Linked DNA regions of Mus musculus: region 1 is linked to region 2. A link is a loop called in an ENCODE intact Hi-C map of the cell type or tissue named here. Cell type or tissue: left cerebral cortex. All regions are shown on one strand. Each heading gives the region's core, and the rest is flanking DNA. Links, peaks and the distances in the headings are about the cores only.

Region 1 (5,389 bases), core at 100-5,099, 200 kb before region 2:
TTACCTGCCTCTTGACAGACTTCCTCTGCTAAGTTGTACGCACTCTCATGATCATGGCTCTGGAACCCAATACAAATGCAGTAACAACCCAGTGGCAGAATGAATATCAAGACATAGATGTGAATGAAGATGCAAACCCTGTTTCAAACCTTGTTCTTCAACTGTTTTAGGACAATCAGCTGTGCAATGTTATCTCAGGTTCCCTTTGAGGTCATTCCTTAGTCTCTCTCTCTCTCTCTCTCTCTCTCTCTCTCTCTCTCTCTCTCTCTCCACCCTCCTTTTATGATCTGTAATAAGAGGTCAGTGACTCATTCCTTCATTCCTTGAGATTGAGAGAAGCCTGCCTGGGCAGACTTATGGTTCCTGACCTATAGACCAGTATGAAGTTAGGCAAGACTTCAAGAGCTTATCTTTTTGAATCAGTGTTCTAGGCTAAGTAAACCCTATGAACCTTCCAAAGTGTGGCAGCATCTATGTATTCCGTGTACAGTGGTCCCCAATTCCCTCCAGCTTGCAGGTACTCTCCAGTGAGGAGACAGATATGGTTCTGATAAAACTCTGCACACTGAAGCTCCTTAGCACACAGATTAAACTGAGCCAGCATGCAGTGAACTCTGACTTCTGTGATGGGAGGTATACAGGAGTAAAGTCAGGCTGCAAACACAACAGCAGGGAGGGGACCTAGAGGAAGGAGGGGGTGGAGCTCCTCCACTGCCTCTGTGCATTCCTGTCTGCTCCCTGAGAGTGTAACTTCTGAGTCAGAAACTTTAGGGTTCCATCATGATACTATGTGGCCACTGGCTGTGTTTACGGGAGGATGAAGAAAATCTCCCTAGCTCTCAGAAGGTCTTCTTGCTGATACGTTTCTGAAGGTGAAACTCCAAAACATAATTCCTGAGTGAAACTCATTGTCAGAGTATCTTTATTTTGTCTCAAATGGGAAACTGTATGTGTGGTAGGAGGCACAGTGTCTTGGTCCAGGTCTGTTGGTAGGAAGCTGTTTCTAGTCATATGTTCACAGAGCTATTGCCAGGACAGCAGCAAGCCTATCTAGGCCAAGCTTGTTTCAGCAGTCAGAGGCCACTGGGCAAACCCTCCATGTGGTGTCTACCTCCTGAACGAACACAGGAAAGTAGATGGGCTTGCTGCATGCCTATTTTGATTCTAGGACAGCAGCAAAGCTGAACTTGCTGTTCTCTGTGTAGGCAGGAGGGCTTCTTCCTGGGGAATACAGGAATTTGTACAAACTTGTTCATTTCTCTAGAAAGTACTCTTTCTTTCCTCACATAGATAGATAATTTCTTATGTATCTTCCTTGTTAATGTCTCCTGAAAGAGGCACAAAGAGTTTAGACATATTCCAACCTCACAGTCTCTTAAAAAGGCATGGAAGAGAATCGATGGTTGCTCCTGTGTGTAGCTACACTGATGATTTTGAAGAAAATATGTTAGAATATCCAGGCCTCTCAGGCTGGTGACTGCAAACTCCAAATAAGCAGAGAACAAGGGAGAAGTTTTACTAACTGTAGCAAGTAAGAGGATTGAATGGACCATGTTTGGAATGCAAAATCTTCCCGGAACAGGGAACATGTACATATTTTTAGATATGCCCTTAATATTATGAGGATGATCATTGAAGGAGGATAACTCTATTAAACAGTGATAGTTTCTAGTCATGGATCCCATGCTTTTTAGACTTAAGTGAGAAGAGGGCATGGGGAGAAAAAGACAGACTGGTTGTCTGTGAGGTTCATGGCAACTAGAATGGAACTTTACCCTGGATGAGTCGAGAAACATGCTTAAGATTGCACTAGTGTTACTTAGAAAAGACAGGACATGTCAGAGCAATTGTGGGATTGGAAATGCCAGGTAACCAACTGCACAGCTATGCTGATGTGCAAGGCATGGGTAGCTCCCATTATGTTGAATTATGCCCCCCTGTAAATCTGAGGCTAAACAAACTCTTCCTCCTACAAGTAGATCCTTGTCTGCATTTGATCACAACCATGAGAATACTTAGCATTATAGAAGTTGGGGGCAAGAATGTTAGAGGAAATAAATTTAAAAAACCACTGTGGGGTTTTGCAGAGCTGTCATTGGTCTCTTGCATGTGACATCATAATGAGACTTTGGAAGCCAACACCAATAGCAAGCTGCTGCCAAAGCCTGGGTTTGTCCTTGTGCTTCAGAGAGGCAGTTGGTTGGTGGGAGAGCAGTTGGACTCAGTTGTTTCCCACTGACCTGGTCTTTTTTCCAACTTGTTGGATCTGGATAGAGTGAGTTTGTTTTCTAAGTTTTCAGTTTGGGCTTTTGGCACTCTTTGTTCATTTATTTTTTTATTTATTTACATTATCTGTTTGTGTTTTAACTTAAGTCTGTATGTTCTTTTTCTTCATTTCACCTGTTATTCCTTTTATCAAGTTCATTTACTTGTCCTGTTTGCCTTTAACCTAGTTTAATTTAATTTCTTTATTTCTTGGTTGACCAAGTTATCATTGAGTAAAATGTTTTTCCGTTTCCATGTGCATGTGAGCGTTCTATTATTTTTGTTTTTATTGAACACCAGCTTTAGTCCATGATGATGTATTAGGATGCATGGGATTATTTCAATCTTCTTTTATCTGTTGAGGCCTGTTTTGGATCAATTATACTGTCAATTTGGGAGACGGTACCGTAAGGTGCTGAGAAGATGTTATATTATTTTGTTTTAGGATAAACATTTTATAGATATCTGTTAAATCCATTTGTTTCATAACTTCTGTTGGTTTTACTGCATCTCTGTTTAGTTTCTGTTTCCGTGATCTGCCCATTGATGAGAGTGGGGTGTTAAAGTCTCCCACTATTATTGTATGATGTACAATGTGTGCTTTATCTTTAGTAAGGTTTCTTTTATAAATGTGGATGCCCCTGAATTTAGAGCATAGATATTCAGAACTGAGTTCATCTTGGTATTTTTTTTCTATGATGAGTTTGAAGTGTGTCCCTCTGTAACTTTTTTGATAAGTTTAGGTTGAAAGTCGATTTTATTCAATATTAGAATTGCTACTCCAGCCTGTTTCTTGAGACCATTTGCCTGGAAAATTATTGTCCAGCTATTTATTCTGAGGTATTGTCTGTCTTTGAGGTGGGTTTCCTGTATGCAGCAAAATGTTGGTTCTTATTTACATAGCCAATTTGTTATTCTATGTCTTTTTATTGAGGAATTGAGTCCATTGATGTTAAGAGATATTAAGAAAAAGTCATTGGTGCTTCCTGTTTTTTTATTGTTAAAGAGTTGGAATTATATTTATGTAACTATCTTCATTTTTGTTTGTTAAAGGAAGATTATTTTCTTGCTATTTTTAGGGCATAGTTTCCCTCCGTATGTTGGAGTTTACACTTTATTATTCTTAGCATGGCTGGATTTGTTTAAAGATATTGGGTAAATTTGTTTTTCTCATGGAATATTTTTGTTTCTCCATCTATGGTAATTGAGAGTTTTGCCTAGTTTCGTAGTCCGGGCTGGCATTTGTGTTCTCTTAGGGCCTGTATGACATCTTCCCAGGATCTTCTAGCTTTCATAGTCTCTAGCCAGAAATCTGTATAATTCTGATAAGTCTGCCTTTATATGTTACTTGACCATTTTCCCTTACTGCTTTTATTATTCTTTCCTTGTTTTGTACATTTGGTGCTATGATTATTATGTGACAGGAGAAATTCCTTTTCTGGTCCAATCTATTTGAATTCTGTAGGCTACTTGTGTGTTCATGGGCATCTCTTTCTTTAGGTTGGGGAAGTTTTCTTTTATAATTTTGTTGAAGACATTTACTGGTCCTTTGGGAATCGTTGCTTTCTTCTATACCTTTATCCTTAGGTATGGTCTTCTCATGGTGTCCTGGATTTCCTAGATATTTTGGGTTAGGAGGTTTTTACATTTTGAATTTCCTTTGACTGCTGTTTCAATGTTTTCTATGTTATCTTCTGCACCTGAGATTCTTGTATTCTGTTTGTAATGCTCATGTCTATGACTCCTGACCTCTTTCCTAGGTTTTCTATCTCCAGAAATGCCTCCATTTGGTTGTGTTTTCCTGTCATTCTTTAAGGGTCTTTTGTGTTTCCTCTTTAATGGCTTCTACCTATTTACTTGTGTTCTCCTGTATTTCTTTAAGGGAATTATCGATGTCTTTAAAGTCCTCTATCAGCATCATGAGAAGTGGTTTTAAGTCCAATTTTGCTTTTTTGTTGTTTTGGTGTATGATGTACTTGCTGTTATGGGAGAACTGTATTCTGATGATGCCATGTAGCCTTGGTTACTGTTGGCAAAATTCTTGTGCTTTAATTTAGCCATCTGTTGTCTCTGGTTTTAGTTGGTCTTGCAGTCTCTGGCATGAGCTTGTCCCTATTGTGTTCCTGAAAGCCTGTGGTCAGCACTCCTGGATGGCCAGCTCTCCTCTGCACAGGACCTGTACACGGAGGGCTGTGTAACTGCTCCAACTCCTTGGTGCAGATGGAGGGCAGGAAGGACCCTGTCCCAGCTCCTCCACTGCCCCTGTGCACTCCTGTCTGCTCCCTCAGAGTGTAACTTCTTAGTCAAAAACTTTAGGGGTTCATCATGATACCATGTGGCCACTGTCTGTGCTCTCAGAAGGTCTTTTGGTGTTACCTTGCTGAAGGTCAAGCTACAAAACATAATTCTTGACTGAAACTTATTGTCAGAGTATCTTTATTTTGTCTCACATGGTTAACTGTAAGTGCAGTAGGAGGCACAGTGTCTTGGTCCAGGTCTGTTGGTAGGAAGCTGTTTCCAGTCATATGTTCACAGAGCTATTGCCAGGACAGCAGCAAGCCTATCTAGGCCAAGCTTGTCCCAGCAGTCACAGGCCACTGGGCAAACCCTCCATGTGTCTACGTCCTGAATGAACACCGGAAAGTAGATGAGCTTGCTGCGTGCCTATTTTGAGTCTCAGGAGAGCAGCAAAGCTGAACTTGCTGTTCTCTGTGTAGGCAGGAGGGCTTCTTCCTGGGGAATACAGGAATTTGTACAAACTTGTTCATTTCTCTAGAATGCACTCTGTCTTTCCTCACATAGGTAGATAATTTCTCATGTATAGTGCTTGTTAATGTGTCCTGAAAGAGGCACAAATAGTTTAGACATATTCCAACATCACAGTCTCTTAAAAAATCACAGAAGAGAATCACTGGTTAGTCCTGTGTGTAGCTACACTGATGATTTTGAAGAAAATATGTTAGAATACCAAGGGTTCTCATGCTGGTGAAAGCAAAATCCAAGTAAGTAGAGAACAAGGGAAAAGTTTTACTAACTGTAGCAATTAAGAGGATTGAATGGCCTTGTTTGGATTGCAAAGTTTTCCTGGAACAGGGAACATGTACATATTTTCAGATATGCCATT
Region 2 (5,389 bases), core at 156-5,155:
CAGCACTTGGGAGATAGAGACAAGAGTATTTCGAGTTCAACACCGGCCTGGTCTACAGGGTGAATTTGAGGACAGCCAGGGCTACACAGAGAAACCCTGTCTTGAAACAAAAATGGGGTCATAATTAATGAAGAAAGTGATAACATAGGTACAAATTAAGCCTCAGAGAAAATCCAACATTATTAATAAAATCTTCTTTTACCTAGTCTGCCATGTTAGGTCACTATCTCTGGGAGGACTGATCCTTTCTGAAGGAAACGGGGAGAGTAGATTTTGGAGACAGAGGAGGTAACAGCACAAGAGGGAGGAGAGAGGGAGGTGAGAACGCTGTTAGGATGTATTAAATGAGAGAAGAATCAAAGAAAGTAAAAATCTAATTGTGTATATAAACATCAACATGAATATAAACTGAAATAAGTAAGACCAAACATGAATCCAAAGGGCCAAAATAACAGACTGCAAAACAATATTGCAATCTCAACAACTAGCAGCAAGAATTGGCAAGAATTTCAGTAGTCTGTAATACTGAAGGAAGACACACTTTCAAAATCTTTTCATCATGAGGCACCATTTAGAGTGGAATACCCGTTTCAGGAAAATACATGGAACTAGGGAAGTGTGATGACAAAAATGCCAGATCCACAAACCCAAGTATCACACTTTGTTTTCTAGAGGTCATGAGTAGGCAGTGGGTCTGAACCTTGTAAAATGAGAAGGACTTATCACATCCAATGGGTGGGGAAGTGAAATAAAGCAGATAAAGAGTATTCAAAAGAGTAGAAGCAGTTCTGTGAAGTCAAGATGATTTCCTCATTGTGTACAGTTTATACCACCGAAGGTGTAAAATTGACAAGAACAAAGGCAAATAGGACAAGTAAATGAACTTGATAAAAGGAGTAACAGCTGAAATGAAGAAAAGGAGCATACAGACATGAGTTAAAACACAAATAAGTGATGTAAATAAAAAGTAAATGACCACTAAATGCCAAAAGTCCAAACTGAAAACCTAGAAAACAAATATAACTCACTAAATCCAGATCCAACAAGTTGGGAAAAGGCCAAGTTTGTGAGAAACAACAGAGTTCAACTGCTCTCCCACCAACCAACTGCCTCTGTCTGAAGCACAAGGACAAACGCAACCTTGGCAGCAGCTTGCTATTGGTTGGTATCCAACATTCCTTGCAAAGTCTCATTATGATGTCACATGCAAGAGACCAAGACAGCTCTTCAAAACCCCACAGTATTTTAAAATATATTTCTTCTGACATTCTTGCCCCCAACTTCTATAATACTAAGTATTCTCACAGTTGTGATCAAATGCAGGCAAGGATCTACTTGTAGGAGGAAGAGTTTGTTTAGCCTCAGATTTACAGGGGGCATAATTCAACATAATGGGAGCTACCAATGCCATGCAGATCAGCGTAGCTGTGCAGTTGGTTACCTGGCATTTCCAATCCCACAATCGCTCTGACATGTCCTGTCTTTTCTAAGTAACATTAGTGCAATCTTAAGCATGTTTCTCTATTCAGTCAGGGTAAAGTTCCATTCTAGTTGCCATGAACTGCACAGTCAAGCAGTCTGTCTTTCTCTCCCCATGCCCTCTTCTCATTTAACTCTAAAAATCATGGGATCTATAACTTGAAACTGTCAGCGTTTAATAGAGTTATGCTCCTTAAATGATCATACTCATGATATTAATGGCATATCTGAAAATATGTACATGTTCCCTATTCCAGGAAGACTTTGCAATCCAAACAAGGCCCATTCAATCCTCTTACTTGCTACAGTTAGTAAAACTTTTCCCTTGTTCTCTGCTTACTTGGATTTTGCTTTCACCAGCATGAGAACCCTTGGTATTCTAACATATTTTCTTCAAAATCATCAGTATAGCAACACAAAGGAGCAACCACCGATTCTCTTCTGTGATTTTTTAAGAGACTGTGATGTTGGAATATGTCTAAACTATTTGTGACTCTCTCAGGACACATTAACAAGGAAGATACATAAGAAATTATCTACCTATGTGAGGAAAGACAGAGTGCATTCTAGAGAAATGAACAAGTTTGTACAAATTCCTGTATTCCCCAGGAAGAAGCCCTCCTGCCTACACAGAGAACAGCAAGTTCAGCTTTGCTGCTCTCCTGAGACTCAAAATAGGCATGCAGCAAGCCCATCTACTTTCCTGTGTTCATTCAGGAGGTAGACACATGGAGGGTTTGCCCAGTGGCCTCTGACTGCTGGCACAAGCTTGGCCTGGATAGGCTTGTTGCTGTCCTGGCAATAGCTCTGGGAACATATGACTAGAAACATCTTCCTATCAACAGACCTGGACCGAGAAACTGTGCCTCCTACCACACTTATAGTTTACCATGTGAGACAAAATTAAGATACTCTGACAATGAGTATCAGTCAGGAATTATGTTTTGTAGTTTCACCTTCAGAAATGTAACACCAAAAGACCTTCTGGGAGCTAAGGAGATTAACTCCAACCTCCAGGAAACACACACAGTGGCCACATGGTATCATGATGAACACCTAAAGTTTTTGACACAGGAGTTACACTCTTGGGGAGCAGACAGGAGTGCACAGGGGCAGTGGAAGAGCTGGGACAGGGTCCTTCCAGCCTCCATCTGCACCAAGAAAGAGGAGCAGTTACACACCTCTGCGTACAGGTCCTGTGCAGAGGAGAGCTGGTCATCCAGGAGTGCTCACCACAAGCTTTCAAGAACACAGGAGGGACAAGCTCATGCCAGAGACTGCAAGACCAACTAAAACCAGAGACAACAAGATGGAAAAATGCAAGCACAAGAATTTTGCCAACAGAAACCAAGTCTACATGGCATCATCAGAATACAGTTCTCCCATAGCAGCAAGTACTTCATACCCCAAAACACCAGAAAAGCAAAATTGGATTTAAAACTACTTCTCATGATGCTGATAGAGGACTTTAAGAACATAGATAATTCCTTTAAAGAAATACAGGAGAACACAAGTAAATAGGTAGAAGCCATTAAAGAGGAAACACAAAAGACCCTTAAAGAATTACAGGAAAACATAACCAAACAGTTGAAGGAATTGAGCAAAACCACCCAGGATCTTAAAATGGAAGTAGAAAGAATAAAGAGATCACAAATGGAGGCATTTCTGGAGATAGAATGCCTAGGAAAGAGGTCAGGAGTCATAGACATGAGCATTATGAACAGAATACAAGAATCTCAGGTGCAGAAGATACCATAGAAAACATTGAAACAGCAGTCAGAGGAAATTCAAAATGTAAAAAACTCCTAACCCAAAATATCTAGGAAATCTAGGACACCATGAGAAGACCATACCTAAGGATAAAGATATAGAAGAAAGCAATGATTCCCAAATTTAAGGACCAGTAAACATCTCCAACAAAATTATAAAAGAAAACTTCCCCAACCTAAAGAAAGAGATGCCCATGAACACACAAGTAGCCTACAGAACTTAAATAGATGGAACCAGAAAAGGAATTTCTCCTGTCACATAATAATCAAAACATCAAATGCACAAAACAAAGAAAGAATATTAAAAGCAGTAAGGGAAAATGGTCAAGTAACATATAAAAGCAGACCTATTAGAATTATACAGACTTCTCCTAGAGACTATGAAAGCTAGAAGATCCTGGGAAGATGTCATACAGCCCCTAAGAAAACACAAATGCCAGCCTGGACTACTACACTGGGCAAAGCTGTCAATTACCATAGATGGAGAAACAAAGATATTCCATGACAAAAACAAATTTACCCAATATCTTTAAACAAATCCTGCCATACTAAGAATAATAAAGTGTAAACTCCAACATACAGAGGCAAACTATGCCTTAAAAATAGCAAGAAAATAATCTTCCTTTAACAAACCAAAATAAAGATAGCTACAGAAATATATTTCCAACTCTAACAATAATAATAAAAAACAGGTAGCACCAATTACTTTTCCTTAATATCTGTTAACATCAATGGACTGAATTCCTCAATAAAAAGACATAGAATAACAAACTGGCTATGTAAATAAGAACCAACATTTTGTTGCATACAGGAAACCCACCTCAAAGACAGATAATACCTCAGAAGAAATAGCTGGACAACAATTTTCCAGCCGAATGGTCCCAAGAAACAGGCTGGAGTAGCCATTCTTTTTTTTTTCTTTAATATTTTTCATACATATTTTCCTCAATTACATTTCCAATGCTATCCCAAAAGTCCCGCAAATCCTCCCCCCCCCACTTCCCTCCCCACCCATTCCCATTTTTTGGTCCTGGCATTCCCCTGTACTGGGGCATATAAAGTTTGTGTGTCCAATGGGCCTCTCTTTCCAGTAATGGCTGACTAGGCCATCTTTTGATACATATGCAGCTAGAGTCAAGAGCTCTGGGGTATTGGTTAGTTCATAATGTTGCACCTACAGGGTTGCAGATCTCTTTAGCTCCTTGGATACTTTCTCTAGCTCCTCCATTGGGGGCCCTGTGATTCATCCAATAGCTGACTCTGAGCATCCACTTCTGTGTTTGTTAGGCCCCGGCCTAGTCTCACAAGGACAGCTATATCAGGGTCCTATCAGCAAACGCTTGCTAGTGTATGCAATGGTGTCATCGTTTGGAGGCTAATTATGGGATGGATCCCTGTATATGGCAGTCTCTAGATGGTCCCTCCTTTTGTCTCAGCTCCAAACATTGTCTCTGTAACTCCTTCCATGGGTGATTGTTTCCAATTCTAAGAAGGAGCAAAGTGTCCACACTTTGGTCTTCGTTCTTCTTCAGTTTCATGTATTTTGCAAATTGTATCTTTATCTTGCTATACTAAGTTTCTGGGCTAATATCCACTTATCAGTGAGTACATATCATTTGAGTTATTTTGTGATTGTGTTACCTCACTCAGGATGATGCCCTCCAGGTCCATCCATTTGCCTAGGAATTTCATAAATTCATTCTTTTTAATAGCTGAATAGTACTCCATTGTATAAATGTACCACATTTTCTGTATCCATTCCTCTGTTGAGGGGCATCTGGGTTCTTTCCAGTTTCGGGCTATTATAAATAAGGCTGCTATGAACATAGTGGAGCATGTGTTCTCAGAGTTAAAAAGAGCAATTTTATTTCTTTTTTAAGAACAATTTAAAAATTCATCTGGAATAACAAAAAACCCAGGATAGCAAAAACTATACTCAACAATAAAAGAACTTCTGGGGAAACATCATCCCTGACCTCAAACTGTACTACAGAGCAACAGTGATTTAAAAAAAAAAAAACAAAAACTGCATGGTATTGGTACAGTGACGGGCACTAGATCAATGGAATAAAATTGAAGACCCAGAAAAGACCCCACACACCTGTGGTCACTTGATCTTTCACAAATGAGCTAAAATCATC

The links. Peaks named below come from ENCODE experiments on the same cell type or tissue, not always from the same donor. Only the 100,000 strongest peaks of a DNase experiment are listed, where the experiment ranks them.
Region 1: it touches region 2 in a loop (5-fold over the local background); 2 of 42 quality-filtered maps call a loop at or near these places.

The regions. Positions count from the first base shown.
Region 1 is chr17:53,714,296-53,719,684 of GRCm38, forward strand. 4932415M13Rik (RIKEN cDNA 4932415M13 gene) reads left to right here and starts at 2,214. Exons shown (of 8, transcript NR_073205.1): 1 at 2,214-2,275. In left cerebral cortex, for the core only: no CTCF peak of the experiment used is centred there; no DNase peak of the experiment used is centred there.
Region 2 is chr17:53,914,872-53,920,260 of GRCm38, forward strand. No RefSeq gene overlaps it. Among named protein-coding and RNA genes, the nearest start is that of Sult1c2, 72 kb to the left of the region's middle. In left cerebral cortex, for the core only: no CTCF peak of the experiment used is centred there; no DNase peak of the experiment used is centred there.